Linked DNA regions of Homo sapiens: region 2 is linked to region 1. The links are chromatin loops, found by intact Hi-C in ENCODE. Cell type or tissue: endothelial cell of umbilical vein. All regions are shown on one strand.

The links. Hi-C counts contacts between places; a loop is a spot of excess contacts. Peaks named below come from ENCODE experiments on the same cell type or tissue, not always from the same donor. Only the 100,000 strongest peaks of a DNase experiment are listed, where the experiment ranks them.
Region 2: a loop joins it to region 1, with 4 times the contacts of the local background. A loop is called at or near these places in 1 of 110 quality-filtered maps.

Annotation. Positions count from the first base shown.
Region 1 is chr7:132,497,175-132,505,174 of GRCh38, reverse strand. All of the region lies in intron 2 of PLXNA4 (plexin A4), which reads left to right. Among named protein-coding and RNA genes, the nearest start is that of PLXNA4, 75 kb to the left of the region's middle. In endothelial cell of umbilical vein, a CTCF peak has its summit at 4,206; DNase peaks (open chromatin) are centred at 3,004 and 4,244; H3K27ac peaks cover 3,552 bases.
Region 2 is chr7:133,340,145-133,348,144 of GRCh38, reverse strand. All of the region lies in intron 5 of EXOC4 (exocyst complex component 4), which reads right to left. Among named protein-coding and RNA genes, the nearest start is that of MIR6133, 53 kb to the right of the region's middle. In endothelial cell of umbilical vein, a CTCF peak has its summit at 3,664 (motif pointing right); no DNase peak of the experiment used is centred here.

The DNA.
Region 1 (8,000 bases):
CAAGCTTTTGATTTTTCTTTTGGCTTTAATTAGCCCTTTCAAGTTACAGGCAAGTTCAGGGCCGAGAGTAGAAAGGAGGAGGCCAGAAACTCTGCACAGGCCTGGGGCTGTCTCTCCAGCCAGTCTGAAAAAGGCCAGGCTGGTGTTTAATGCACAGTATCAGTTTCCTTTGATTTGGCAGATACCCGAGTTCCTTTGCTCCCACCCTCCTGTTACGATTCCTTTGGAGTCGGCTCAGACCACACGTGTTTCGTGCGACATCGGCCAGGCCAGGCTCTGTGTTGCCCCGATGGCACCATTTGCAAACCCAGCTCTTCCTCAACTCATTTACAAGGCTGTTGGGTTGGTTTTCTTGTTCCCTTCCTGCCTAGAGGTGGAGGATGAACAAGATGAACTCTGGAGATCTCTCTTGTCACGGAGTCTGACACTCCCTTGAGCCCTGTGAATTGAGAACTCAGTCCCAGATGACCTCTGTCCTGTGGTGTTTCTGTTGTAGGAAGATGACAGAGGGCAGGGCAAGGCCCAGGAGGTTGGCTTTTAGGACTTGTATTTTGTAGGGTAAGGGGTCCCCTGTGGGTTTTATCATAGTTACAACTCTAAAAGCTTGAAGAAGGGATTTGAGTAGCAATGAATGTCAACTGTGCTCCAGGCTGTACCAGCTCTCTAAATTAGAATGCTCCTCCCATGGGGCTCTTCAGGCTTTTCTAGCCCTTTCCACATCCTGAGACCCACATTCTTCCCCCTGAACTCACACCTCCAGAACTCAGAGCCGGGATCCGCAAAACTCCTGGGCCACCTGCCTCCTTCACAAGGTCCCAGCACCTGCTTTGGCTGTGTTCATTTGGGGGATAGGAAGGAATGGGAAGAAGAACCCCTACTACAAGGCCCCTTGTGCCAGGGAGCATCCACAGAGCACTGGGCAGGCCAGAGCCTGAGGACCGCACAGAGGGAAAAGTCTTGGGCCGTTGGGGTAGAACCTGCTGACCTGCAGCCCCCAGAGAGCTCAGCTGTACCTCAACTTCAGGTGAATCAGGGAAGGCCGGCTGTGCTCCCATTGGAGATGAGGGCTGGTTGGCCAGGAGTGGCCTCCTCATGGGAATGTGTTGCTGTGGACATAAACGAACCTGTCACAAATGTACATTCCTGAGTGGGCACCAAGTGTGGAGGCTAGGGAAGCAGCTGGGGCTTTCTGGTGTCAGTGGAGGGTGGGAACAGCAGCTTCCGCCTTCACCCTCTGAGCCATGCTTTACCCCTGTCCTGGCTTTCTCCAGCCTGGGTGGAAAGAGGTCTCCCAGAACAAGTGGGTTAGTATCTGAAAGTAACTCTGAGGATCTCATGAGGACATGGGTATGAGGGGGGGTCCTAGAGGGTCTGTCAGAGCCCCAATTGTCTTGGGACTCAGGGGACTAGAGGTCAAGCTGAGACTGATTTGCTAATGAGCACTCATGTGGGGAATGGCAGTGATTTCATTTCTCAGTTTCTGTGGCTTATCACTGGTGCATCTCTATCCCCAGCCCCTTTTGAAGGCTGCCATCCAGGCTCCCTGAGGCCCCCTGTCTGCAGAGCATGTGACAGACAGTAAGGCTGGGGAGCCCACACCTGTGGCCTCTGTCATGTGCCAGGACCTTATGCAGGAGAAGGTGATGGCTGTCTGTCCTTCTCTGGGGGGGACCTGACACTCCTGACTTGGAGTGGGCAGCTGGCTGGAGAAGATGCTGGGTTTGACCAAGCACCTGGCATCCCAGAATTCCCCAGGCATAGGGTTATCTATACCTTCTCTCCTTTCTTCACCTTCCTGGGGCAACCTCATCCAACACTAACGAACTAGCACCTCTTAATAAACTAATGAATGGTGAAACATATATGGAGCCCTAGGGAAGGGCTTGGCAATGCACTCCCTCCTGGTGGATACCAAGCATTGTGGAATGGCATCTGTCTCCAGGAGCCCACACAGTGGAGGAGAGAGATGCACACCAGCAGGTCATTATGGCCTGGGTGATGGGAACAATGGCTGTGGTCATGGGAGTGACTGTCATTCACTCCACTTCAGTCTTCCCTGACTTTGGAACTGATTGAGCCATGGGTATGGGAGTCAGATAGTCTCGGCCATAGTACTGATTAGGCGGTGTGGAGAAAGGTGGCATGCAGAAGGTGCAGAAATCAGCTTCTCAATCTCCCTGTCAAGCCTTGACCTGAGTGTCCCTCAACTAGAAAATTTGGGTCCTTGGAGCAGAAACTATTATCCAGCATCACCAACTGACACCTGTCAAACCCCAGTAGTGGGAGCAGAGGGCAGAGACCTCCCGGCTGTCTGGAAATAACACACTGGAGTTTGCATGGTACCTGATGGTTAACAAGGGCTTTCTCACAACTTTTCTTCTCCCAACAATACTGTAGGATAATGGAAGGGCAGGCATCCTCTGCAGTTGAGGGAATGGAGGAACACAAAACTCAAGTGTTTCACTCAAGGTCATGTAATTAGTAAACTGAAGGCTGTTCTGTATCCTAATTCTCAGCTTGGTGCTCTTCCCGTGGTGTTTCACAAGAGTGTGCTAGCAGTGTCTGGGGTGGGCAGTTCTTGGTGCAGGGACTGCCTGATATTGTAGGGCGTTTGTGATCCGGGGCCCTACAGTGCTGAGCACCAGTGGAAGTTCCCAGCCACTACAAGACTAGAAAACCTCTCACATTTCCAGAAGCCTCTCGTTGAGAACCATTGCTAGACCCAGCTCCCACCTGACTCTGGAGTTTACCCACCAGCCCTGTGTAGTCCCACAAGGGCCACACAGGCACAGGAGATGGAGCTGTTTCTTTTTAACCCAAAGCTCCCCTTCCTGCCCTGCTGTGTGCATGACTGGGTGGCGATGGAGGTCCCCTTCCACGTGCCGTTCCTTTGACTCACTGGTTTCCTAGGCATGGCAGTCCTGAGCAGGAGACAGGGTCACCCCCTTGGACTTGGGCTGGCCTCACATTCCAGTCTGGGTGGTTACTCAGGTTGGTCTGGCGCCTGAGATCCTGAAACTCCACGAAAGTGAGCATCCGGAATGGCCAGGCAGGCATCCCAGGCTCTGGGGCCTGGCTTCTGCAGGTCTTCTTGGGGTGTTTTCTTTTCCCTGTCAGCAGGAAGCACAGGGCTCAGACTTGATGGGGTTGTATCCTGTTGTTTATGGCATTAGACGAGGCTTGCTTTTTCTGCTCAGCTCTTGTCCTCTCTAGACCTGGAACTCCTCCTCTTCCCCGCACCATCCTTCCTCTCTCATCTCCACTACACTTGCCATACACACCATGGCCCATGCCACACTCATGTCCCAATAAATGCACACATCAAAAATCTAACACATTGGTCTGAGTGCCCACCTCTCATGGCCCATGACCCTGTACTCCAGATTTCTTATTTAGCACTGGGTGCCTGACATATCACAGCCCCAATCTTTATAGAATCAAGTCTTCCCACTCTCTCGGAGATGGCACCTGTCTCAGGTATTTAGGTGAAAGGCCCGCCCACCTCCCTCTTTTTGGCCAGCAGGGTTTGCAGTAAAAGTCCCATCCCAGACTAGTGTGCATGGTGCTTTGTGTGACAGGTAGCTGAGCCCTGGGCGATGTGTTGGGTTTGGCAGGAGCAAAGTTGAGGCTGGCTTCCTAGGCTGGATGTACTCTCCCAGGATGCCCACCCTGGAGGCCATCGGGTCAGCAGGGAGTGAGGCGGGACCCAGGAGTCACACAGGCTGAATTTTAACGCAGACTGCTGCCAGGAGAGCTTAGCACAAAGTCAGGTTTGAGGATGTGTGCTCTCACAATACTGAGACATGGACTGCATGTCATGAGCCCGAGCACAGTGGCGTACACACCCATAGCACACCCATGTGCACACACCCATTCTTTCTGTCCTTGATGTCTGTCCTCCTCGTTGCTGTCTGTTGCTTTCTCTGTTTCTCTCCTCTTGCTCACTCACTCACACTCTTGGTGCACGGTCCTCTCTTAGCCTTTCTCTGTCTCCCTATTTCTGTGACTTGTTCTCCCTCACCCCCACACACTCTGCTCAGCAGCAAGTACAATGAGATTTCTCTCTCTCACACACACACGCCTCATGCAGTGTGAGATAACCCTGCCAAAATGGGAAGCCAGACCTCTTGTTCAATGGGCACATAGACCAGCCCTACTTAACAATCCAGATCTGGACTTCTGGGCCTTCCCTTCAATTCCTTTCGTCCTCACAGGGTGGCGTCTTGGCCGGGTTACTGGTCTAGGAGTCAGGATCTTTGGGTCTCAGCCAGTCCCAGCTTGTGAGATATCACTGGGCAAGCAGTTTCCCTTTTGCTTTGAATCACACATTTTATCTTCAAGAAGGAGATGATAAAAAAGTATCCTTTTAATAAAGAGTCCGGAAGCTCCTAAGGAAAGAGAAATATACAGATGTTAATAACGATAGACACACAGCCCCTTATATTCATAGGACACTCAAACATCTTCATAGCATCATCCTGTGTCTCCTCCTTTAGTTATAATAACCACCCAAGGGGACAGAAAGGGGCGTAATAATATTGCAGTGATTTCATGCTTAGAATTTTTTTTCCTTCACCAATACCTGCTTTTGAGAGATTTGGGCTGTGCTTAATGCAGGTGTGGTGTTTGGTATCTCAGGCCCTAGGATGTGCTCCAGCTGCCTTTATTATTATTATTTCCCCTTCCCCTTCCCCTCCCCCTCCTTCTTCTTCTCCTTCTCCTTCTTCTTTTGAGACAGTGTTTCACTCTTGTTGCCCAGGGTGGAGTGCAATGGCGCGATCTTGGCTCACTGCAACCCATGCTTCCCGGGTTCAAGCGATTCTCCTGCCTCAGCCTCCTGAGTAGCTGGGATTACAGGCATGCGCCACCACGACCAGCTAATTTTTGTATTTTTAGTACAGACAGGGTTTCATCACGCTGGCCAAGCTGGTTTCAAACTCCTGACAGGTGATCCACCCACCTCGGCCTCCCTCCAATTGCCTTCCTTTCTATATAGCACAGGTTATGAATGATAAGATAATGCATTTGGGTGACAAGACACATTTTGGGCCAGTGCTTGCTGCTGTTACCTTCACATGTCCCTTAGTTTTTGTAAGGTATAAGGGAAGGACTGCACATCACCACACCAGGCTTGTTTCTTTTATCAAGAAAGTCAGTGGAGAGAAGGAGAAAGAGACAACTGAGAGAGCTCTTCTCCATCTGGCCTCTCAATTTACATGTTTTCCCTAGTGTGTGTGGCCCTATGGGCAGGAAACGGGGTCAGTGGGAGAGAAGCAGCCCACTCCCTTCCCTGGTCTCTGTGCCATTACTGTGTCTCCGTCAGTGTTCCAAAATATAATGGGATTTGTTCGGCTGATTTATCCCACACGCAGGCAACATTACCCAGACCCACACCTAGACCCGAGGAGCAAGAGAGGAAGATACATTGCCGTGAGAGTGGGGCTAATAAAATTTATTTCCACTAATGAGGGAATGACCTACCCCATAACTCAGCCTGGGGAGCAGGGCCACTGCTTCCCAGCACCCACCAGAAAACACACAAACTTAATCATCATGGTATTTCTCACTTCAATGACAGCCCTTGTGGCTGCTGAGTCTGCCTGCCATAGACTCCAGGAGGGACAGTGGGATTTGGGATTGATGGACTGGTGGCATGGGATTTATCTGCCCCTGACAGGTAGCCACTGGGGTTCTCTGGAGCTAAAGTACAAAAGGAGAGAGGTGGCACCCCAGTAGGTTTTGGTTGTTACCATTCGCAATGCTGAGAAACTTCCCTGGGATTTCCCATGGGTCTGGTGTTGGTTGCTAAACCAGCCCCCAGGGATAATGCCATCTGCAGAATTTCAATTCTCTTGGTAGGCTGGCCTAGAGCTCTGGCCTGTCCAGACTATTCCCAGGGCATGGCCCTGTCTGCTTCTCAGAGGGAGGAACACGAGGCTCTTGGCAGCTAAGCTAATGAGGAGAAGGTCATGGGTTCAACCCCTAGGATTCTGAGCTGAAGCTTGTCTTTGGCTGCTATGCTCAGCAACCCCTAGAAGGGGTGCACTGCTAAAGCTCGCTATTGGTTACAGCCTGGCCTGCAGAATGTGTGCTTGGCTTAATGCCCTTCTCCAGGGAAAACTGCTCAATTTAGTGACATTAGTTCCCTATTAGAAGGATAGCTTGTTTTCATGATGAGTGAAAGACCACTTAGATATCTGGTGGGCTTGGGCCACAGATGGTCCCAAAACACACATAGAAACTTCAAAATGAGTATTAAAAGAAGTGTTGCTTTTAGCAAATGGCTTTCATCATTCCATAGGTAGTTAAATGCATTCATTTAATGAATATTTGCATCAAAATCCCCAGCCCCACCTCCTAAAACACAATGACTTTCTATCCTGTTTTCTGGTCTGCTCTCCTCCTTTTTGAGATGCCCAGAAGCAAAGCTCTTGGTTCTTGAGAACTGGGGCCATATGATAGTCCCCACTTATCCTTGGGAGATGCTTTCCAAGTCCCCCAGTGGATGCCTGAAACCACAGATAGTCCCAAACCCCATATATACCGTGTTTTTTCCCATGCATACTCTCATGGTTTGGCTATGTCCCCATCCAGATCTCATCTTGAAGTCCCACATGTTGTGGGAGGGACCTGGTGGGAGGTAATTGAATCATGGGGGCAGGACTTTCCTGTGCTGTTTTCGTGATAGTGAATAAGTCTTATGAGATCTGAGGATATTATAAGGGGGTGTTTCCCTGCACACACTCTCTCTTTTTGCCTGCTGCCATCCGTGTAAGACCTGTCTTCCTCCTCCTTGCCTTCTGCCATGATTGTGAGGCCTCCCCAGCCACGTGGAAATGTAAGTCCATCAAACTTTTTCTTCCAAGTCTCCAGTATGTCTTTATCAGCAAATGGACTAATATACATACATACCTATAATAAACTTTAATTTATCAGTTAGGCACAGTAAAAGATTAACAGTAATAATAATCATAAAATAGAACAGTTATGACAGTATACTATAATAAAAATTATGTGAACATTGTCTCCTCTGTCTCTCAAAAATCCCTTATTGTGCTCTACTCTTCTATTTTTGGGCAGTGGTTGATCTGAAGCTGCGGTAACTGAAACCATGGAAAGTGAAGCCAAGGATCAGGGGAACTACTATAATTTGTTGGGTTGTTTTTCCAACCCCAATACACTTTTCTCTAAGCCCCTGCAATGATGTGTTTGTCTAACTGGGTTGTTGTGACTGTGGCTTGCTGGCTCTCCCTCTTTCTGTTACACATTCGTTTTCCCTACAATCTCATTGAAAAAGACACCCGAAAGAATCATTCTGAGATGAAGCATTAGTAACTGAGTGTATGAGCCCTCACTCCAGCATTGTTTCCATGGCCTGTGCTCACAACCAGGGTGCAGGGGTCAACTTTCACCTATTATAGGACTTCTCTGGCTTGCTTTCAAGAGACTTCAATCTCATAGGGCCAGCGTGGGTCCTGTGTCTCAATGTCACGTGTCTGAAGGCAGACCTTCTGGGGAGGGCTAGGAGTCATAAAAGAGAAAGTTTAGGCATTACAGGAAAGCAATCAGAGGATTGGATAGTCAGGTCTTTTTGATTTCTTTGTTACAGAATCATCACTCAAGCACATGGAAATATCTTATAGAATAATAGGCTTTCTGAGGAGCTAAACCTAAGCCTACTAGAGACTCCCAGAGATATTTCTACCTCCCTGTGGACACTCTCCACTTACCTCTACCCCTGAGGAGGTATTGTGGAGTAAACACGATGTCATCTCAAGGGGTGGATGCATTTTGTGTATTTATGAACACCTTAGGGGTCAGCCGTCATATTTGAGATACGGTTCCCAATAAGTGGGTGATCATTATCTCCCTGTACTGCAGAGCTTTACAACTGGAGCCTGCATTTAGACATGAGCTATTACAGTTTATCTGATCAATATCTCCCTTTAAAAAGAAATCCCACATGTGTAATTCACTGATTCCCCATTTCCAGTGGAGGT
Region 2 (8,000 bases), 840 kb before region 1:
AGGTAGAATTATTGGTGCTTTATGAAAAAAGCCCTGCACAAAAATAATTTAACAGGAATTCAGTAAAGTCTCACATCAGAATTATAACAAAATATACGTATTTCCAAACTACTGAACTCCAAATCATTCCCTAGTATCTATATTGCTACAATATGTACTCAACGTGTAGGTTTTAGAACACTTTAAAATTAGAAATACTTAACTTCCTTTCCCAGTTCTCTTACCCTTGATTTTTCTGCTCTGAGGGTCTTAATGAGTAAAGATTTCTCAAACCTAGTTTCGAAGACTTTCACAGACTGATAATGCTAAATATTAAAAGATTTTAATGCCCTTTAACCAATTATTTCTACTAAAATTCTATTGGCCCCAAGTGCTTGTGATCACAGCCCCCTACACACACACACACATTGTATGTATAGATATGGATATATTGGTATGTATGTCTAAATGGCTATAAATCATCTCTGTGATTGAAGCTAAGAATGGAATCATGAAAGGAGGGCTTAGCTAAAACTCTCTGGGACTCATGAAAAGATTGACTAGATAATATCTATGGTCCTTTCATTCGCTACAATTCCATGATTCCACTAAGTATAGTTTACAGGCTGGGTGTGGTGGCTCACGCCTGTAATCCCAGCACTTTGGGAGGCTGAGGCAGGCGGATCAAGAGGTCAAGAGATCGAGACCATCCTGGCCAACATGGTGAAACCCCATCTCTACTAAAAATACAAAAATTAGCTGGGTGTGGTGGCACACGCCTGTAGTCCCAGCTACTCGGGAGGTTGAGGCAGGAGAATTGCTTGAACCCAGGAGGCGGAGGTTGCAGTGAGCCAAGATCGCACCACTGCACTCTAGCCTGGGCAAGAGAGCAAAACTCTGCCTCACAAAAAAAAAAAAAAAGTATAGTTTACGTCTATATATCCTTGATTACACAGCCTACAGCTACTTACATGTATACCTATATTATAGATGGCTCACTTAAAAAATAACATATAAAAAAGCTAAATAGACTATTTATACAGTTAAATATTTTATTTAAAAAATTACTTCGTGTCCTAGTGAGTACAGAAAGCAATCTAGACCACCAGTTCATCATGACTGCTTCCTTTGCTCAGTATATTTGATGGGACAAGATCAGTAATATATGCCATACCACACATACACGTCACCAAACCCCAGAAAATAAGGGCCCTGGTGATATACTTCAGTATTTTACTTCATAAACTGCATTATTTCATTTATATTTGTACATGTTAACTAAGATATAGGACAATAGTAATGTTTACTATAGAAACTCTTGGTAGATGTCATTCCTTATACTACGCATGATACACAAATTACACAAAAATCACGTATATGATTTCAATCTACGTAACTTAAATCACATGTATTCAAGAATATTATCCCTCTATCACATGAGAACTGTCACTATTGAATAGAATTAAATATAAAAAGGAATGTTCAAAAACATCACCCAGCCTAATTAGACCACTAGAATATCAAACAAGTTACTTATCTAGAAGCCCCACAGATGAGAACCTGGCCTGAGAATACTGACAATATTCTCAAGTAGAAAATAGTAAGAAAGTTACCATTTAAAAATAATGTGAGTGCTTCTGATCAAAATGGCACTATAAATTCACACTCTTAACATATCCAATATGCTCAAAATATAATTAAATTTAAAAATGTAAATTAAGAAATTAAAAAGAAATCATCTGACTCAAGATTGAGAATAACATCTCTGTGGACAAGAAATGCAAACATGGAGAGGAGCCGGAGTACAGTTCCAATGAGCGCTGGATGGAGAAGCAGACAGAAGCAGGCTGGATTTGGCCCATGCAGGGTAATAAAGACTTAATGCGCTCCACAGGCCAGGTGAGCCAACCAAACCAAATCCTCCACTAAAAGCAGCAAGCACAGGACCAAATCAAGGGCCTACCTAGGTTGGAAGACTGTTGCCCTTGCCAAATCTGTATCCTCAGCCTCCACTCATGTCTTATCTCTGTGTAGGAAACTGGCCAACTACATATCTTAAATAGCATTTCCTTCACCGTGAAAAATTACTTCTTACATCTTTTATTCTAATTAATGCACCCACTGGTACAGGTTGAGAGCAATATCTGAGGCACTGGTTGCCTCTGGAGTATAGAATTTTGATTAGGGTCTTTCAAATGTTAACTAACTACCCCTGGAGTGTAGATTCATGATTAAGGTACTTCAAAAATGTTAACTAAGCACCCCTAAGGTGCAGATTAAATTACTTTAAAGAAAACTACAGACAATACAACACCCACTCCAGAAAGGAGGAGCCAAAAGTTGTTGCCAACTGCTACTTGGGGCTATCATTTCCATGAAGTGAGGAGTTTGCGCAGGGAGGGCAGTGAGTTTTGAAAGCAAGGTGAGTGTGCACGGGTCCTCCCGTACGTGAAAGTGGGCCAAGAGGGAAATGATGGTAGGTCTGCTATAAGGGGAGATAGAGTAAAAACCTCTATTAGGAAAATAAATAAATAAACAAAATTGACATCTGTTGAATCATTTTTTTCAAGAGATAGCACTTAATGTACATGATCTCGTTTACAGGAAAGAAAATGTACCTTAGAAGGTCAAGGAGTAGAAGCCAGTGGAGAAGAGGCTACTAAAAATATAACAGGACTGCAAGATAACAGGAGGGACAAGGAACAGATGAATAAACTGACAGTTTACATTTATAATCACTAAAATGTTTTAGGTTGCAGTATTTAATTAATGCATGGGCTTTCTAAGTTCAGTTACTCAGGGAGATGGCAAGATGTAGTGGAAAGAACAAGAGCTTGGCATCATACAATTTTAGAGTTGATTAGAATCTCTATCAGTTTCTGGTTGTGTGATCTCCCTTGAGTCATTTAATCTTGCTGGACCTTGATTTCTTCATTCATGAAATGGAGATAGTATGTGTAGCTCAGAGATGTGCAAATTTAATGAGATAATGTGACAAAATGTAACATCAAAACTCAAAATGAAGAAAAATAGTTAAAAATGCACTTTTAAAACATTCAGCTTTGGAAACTCTCAGGCTGACAAAGGTGGTTGCTTATGTCTCCATCTTTCAATATTTCCTCCAGAAGCAATAGAGGACAAGAAAAATAAGCAGCAAAACTACACAAAAACCATGTCCTCGGGATCACTTGAAAACTGAACTGACCAAAATCCAAAACAACTGTAAATAAAAATAAGAAAAAGACACCTAATCCCAGCAAGTGATATCTCATGCTCCTCCTCTGTCCCTGATCTGCCAGAAGGCCTTATTGCAAACAAAGGTAGAATGTGAAAAACTATAACAAAGAGAGAAGGGAATTAGTGATGAACTTAAGGTTGATCTAAAACCATCAGAGGAAAGACAAAGTCAACCCTAAGTTTCAAAATACTAAAAAGGTATCTAGACAGATCACAGAGCTGACTATAGGGATGGGATGTAAAAGCAGACACAATCTTGACCAGTTTTTGAAACACGTAGCTTCTGGGAAATAAAAAAGGAAACAAAAAGTAGAGAGAAATGCCCTTTGGCTATTGGATGGCTAAAAGAGAAACAGGAAAAAAGGGAAAATTTGGAATCCTACCCGATGACAAGACAGCTAAAATTCAGAGACCACAAACCTTCCGATGCTACCAAAACAAAGATCTGGACTTTGCTATAGTGACAGAAGAGGGAGCCAATGAGCTAAAAATCCTATAAAACACCCCAATATCATAAAAACAAACAAAAAAATGATGAACAGACTCATACTGAAGTATTATTTTAAAAAGACAGAATATCCAACACACAGCAACAGAGGTAAATTCCCTTCAACAAAACAACCATGAAGCACAAGAAAACTAGAAGGCAACATTCCAGATGGAACCAATATACTCAAACAAGAATTTGGGATAGGAAAAGCTACCTTGAGCCAGAAATTCAAAAACTAAGAAAAGATATGGACAAAAAACAGGAAAGTGTGAAGAGAAAATGATGACCCTCAGAAAAGAAATGGAAGAAAATGACAAAATTAGGCCAGGTGCTCTGGCTCATGCCTGTAATCCCAGTATATTGGGAGGCCAAAATAGGAGAACTTCTTGAAGCCAGGAGTTTGAGACCATTCTGGGCAACATAGTGAGACCCCATCTCTACAAAAAAACAAAAATAAAAAAGTTGGCCAAATGTGGTTGCTCACGTCTGTAGTGCTATCTGGGAGGCTGAGGCAGCAGGATCCCTTTGAGCCTAGGGTTCAAGGCTGCAGAGAGGTATGATTGCACCACTGCTCTCCAGCCTGGATAACCAAAAAAAAAAAAATCTCAAAGATAAATAATAAATTATTAAATGCCCAAGAGAGGGGCTCAAATGAATAATTCATAGGAAGCACTGAGGAAATACAAGACACCAAAATAGAGAATAAAATACAGATAAAGAAATAGGCAGGATGAGGGATGCGAAAAGCCACCTTGAGCCAGAAATTCCAAAACTAAGAAAAGACACGGACAAAAAACATGAACGAGTGAGAAGAAAGTGATGAAACTCAGAAAAAAAAAAAACGGAACTAAAAGACAAGATTAAGTCGAGTGCGTGGCTCATGTCTGTAATCCTGTCACATTGGGAGGCTGAGGTGGGATGATCGCTTGAGCCCAGGAGGTCAAATTCAGCTTAGGCAACATAGGGAGACCCCATTTCTACAAAAAATACAAAAATTAGCCAGGTGTGGTGGTGGTAACTGGAGCAAGTGCTGGCTGAGAGACCAGCTGAGAGACCTGAAGACAGATCACATCCCAAGACTCTTTGCAGAAACCCCCAAGTACCAGCCCATAGCCTAGTAGCTCTGCTGGGTGGCCAGACCCAGAAGAGCAATAACAATCACAGCAGTCCAGCTCTCAGGAAGCCCCAACCATAGGGGAATGGGGAGAGCACCACATCAAGGGATCATGCTGGGGGCCAAAAAAAATTTAAACAGCAGCCCTTGAGTCCCAGATCCTTTCTCTGACATAGTCTATCCAAATGAGAAGAAACCAGAAAAACAATTCTGGTAATATGACAAAACAAGGTTCTGTAACACCCCAAAAGATCACAGTAGCTCACTAGCAATGGATCCAAACCAAGCAGAAATCACTGAATTGACAGAAAAAGAATTCAGAAGGTCAATTATTAAGCTACTCAAGGAGGCACCAGCAAAAGGTGACAAACAACTTAAATTTAAAAATTAATACAAGCTATGGATGGAAAAATCTTGAGAGAAATAGATACCACAAATAAAAAACAATCAATCACAACCTCTGGAAATAAAAGACACACTCAGAGATATGCAAAATACACTGGAAAGTTTCAACAATAGAAATAAACAAGTAGAAGAAAGAACTTCAGAGCTCAAAGACAAGGCTTTCAAATTAACCCAATCTGACAAAGACAAAGAATCAAAAAAAAAAATGAACAAAGCTTCCAAGAGATTTGGAATTACGTTAAACAACCAAACCTAAAATTAATTGGTGTTCCTGAGGAAGAAGAAAAATCTAAAAGTTTGGAAAACTTACTTGAGGGAATAATCAAGGAAAATTTCCCTGGCCTTGCTAGAGATCTAGACATCCAAATAAAAGAAGCTCAAAGAACACACAGTAAATTCATAGCAAAGAGATCACCGCTTGGGCATATAGTCATTAGGTTATCTAAAGTCAAGACAAAGGAAAGAATCTTAACAGCTGTGAGGCAAAAGCATCAGGTAACCTATCAGATTAACAGGAGATTTCTAAACAGAAACCTACAAGCTGGAAGGGATTGAGGTACTATATTTAGCCTCCTTAAACAAAACAATTATCAGCCAACAATTTCGTATCCAGCAAAACTAAGCTTCATAAATGAAGGAAAGATACAGTCTTTTCCAGACAAACAAATGCTAAGAGAATTCGCCACTACTAAGCCACCACAAGAACTGCTAACAGGAGCTCTAAATCTTGGAACAAATACTGAAAATACAACAAAACAGAACCTCCTTAAATCATAAATTTCACAGGGCCTATAAAACAATAACACAATGAAAAAAAAAAACCAAGGTATTCAGGCAACAAATAGCATGATGAATAGAACAGTACCTCACATCTCAATATTAATGTTGAATGTAAATGGCCTAAACGCTCCACGTAAAAGATACAGAATGGCAGAATGGGTAAGAACTCATCAACCAAGTATCTGCTGTCTTCAAGAGACTCACCTGACACATAAGAACTCACATAAATCTAAGGTAAAGGGGTAGAAAAAAATATTCCATGCATGTGGACAGGAAATGTGAGCAAGAATAGCTATTTCTATATCAGACAAAACAAACTTTAAAGCAACAGCAGCTAAAACAGACAAAGAGGGACATTAGATAATGATAAAAGGACTAATCCAACAGGAAAATACCACAATCCTAAATTATATATACCTAACCCTGGAGCTCCCAAATTTATAAAATATTTACTTCTAGACTTAAGAAATGAGATAGACAGCAACACGATAAGAGTGGTGGACTTCAATACTCCACTGACAGCACTAGACAGGTCATCAAGACAGAAACTCAACAAAGAAACAATGGACTTAACCATACCATAGAACAAATGGACATAACAGATATTTATGTTCTCATTCTATCCAACAACTGCAGAATATACATTCTATTCACTGGTACGTGGAAAATTCTCCAAGACAGACCTTATGATAGGCCACAAAACCAGTCTCAACAAGTTTAAGAAAATCGAAATTATATCAAGTACTCTCTCAGACCACAGTGGAATAAAACTGGAAATCAACTCCAAAAGGAACCCTCAAAACACTACAAATACATGGAAATTAAATAACCTGCTCCTGAATGGTCTTTGCATCAACAAGGAAATCAAGATGGAAATCTGAAAATTCTTTGAACTGAACAGTGACAGTGATACAACCTATCAAAACTTCTGCAATATAGCAAAAGTGGTGCTAAGAGCAAATTTCATAGCGTTGAACACCTACATCAAAAAGTCTGAAAGAGCACAAATAGACAATCTAAGGTCACACCTTAAGGAAGCAGTGAATCAAGAACAAACCAAACCCAAACCCAGCTGCAGAAAACAACCAAGATCAGTGCAGAACTAAATAAAATTGAAACAAACAACAACAAAAATAAATAAAATACAAAAAAATTAATAAAACAAAAAGCTGGTTCTTTGAAAAGATAGAAAAAATTTATAGACCATTAGCAAGATTAATCAAGAAAAGAAGGAGATCCAAATAAACTGAATTAGACACGAAATGGGAGATATTACAACCAATACCAAAGAAATACAAAAGATCATTCAAGGCTATGAACACCTTTATGAGCATTAACTAGAAAACCTACAGGAGATGGATAAGTTCCTGGAAATATACAACCCTCCTAGATTAAACCAGAAAGAAATGAAAACTCACAACAAACCAATAACAAGCAGTGAGACTGAAATGGTAATTAAAAAATTGCCAACAAAAAAAAGTCCAGGACTAGACAGATTCACAGCTGAATTCTATCAGACATTCAAAGAAGAATTGGTACCAATCCTATTGACACTAATCCACAAGATAGAAAAAGAGAGAATCCTCCCTAAATCATTCTATGAAGCCAGTATCACCCTATTACCAAAACCAGGAAAGGGCCTAACAGAAAAAGAAAAGTACATACCAATATCCCCAATGAACACAGATACAAAAATCCTCAAAAAAAAAAAAAAAAGAAAAATACTAGCTAACTGAATTCCAACAGCATATCAAAAAGATAATCCAGCGTGATCAAGTGGGCTTCACAGAAGGGATGCTTGGATAGTTTAACATCCAAAAGACAATAAATGTGATACACCACATGAACAGAATTAAAAACAAAAATCACAGGATCATTTCAATAGATGCAGAAAAAACATTGGACGAAATCCAGCATCACTTTATGATTAAAACTCTCTGCAAAATCAGCATACAAAGGAAATGCCTTAATGTAATAAAAGCCATCTATGACAAA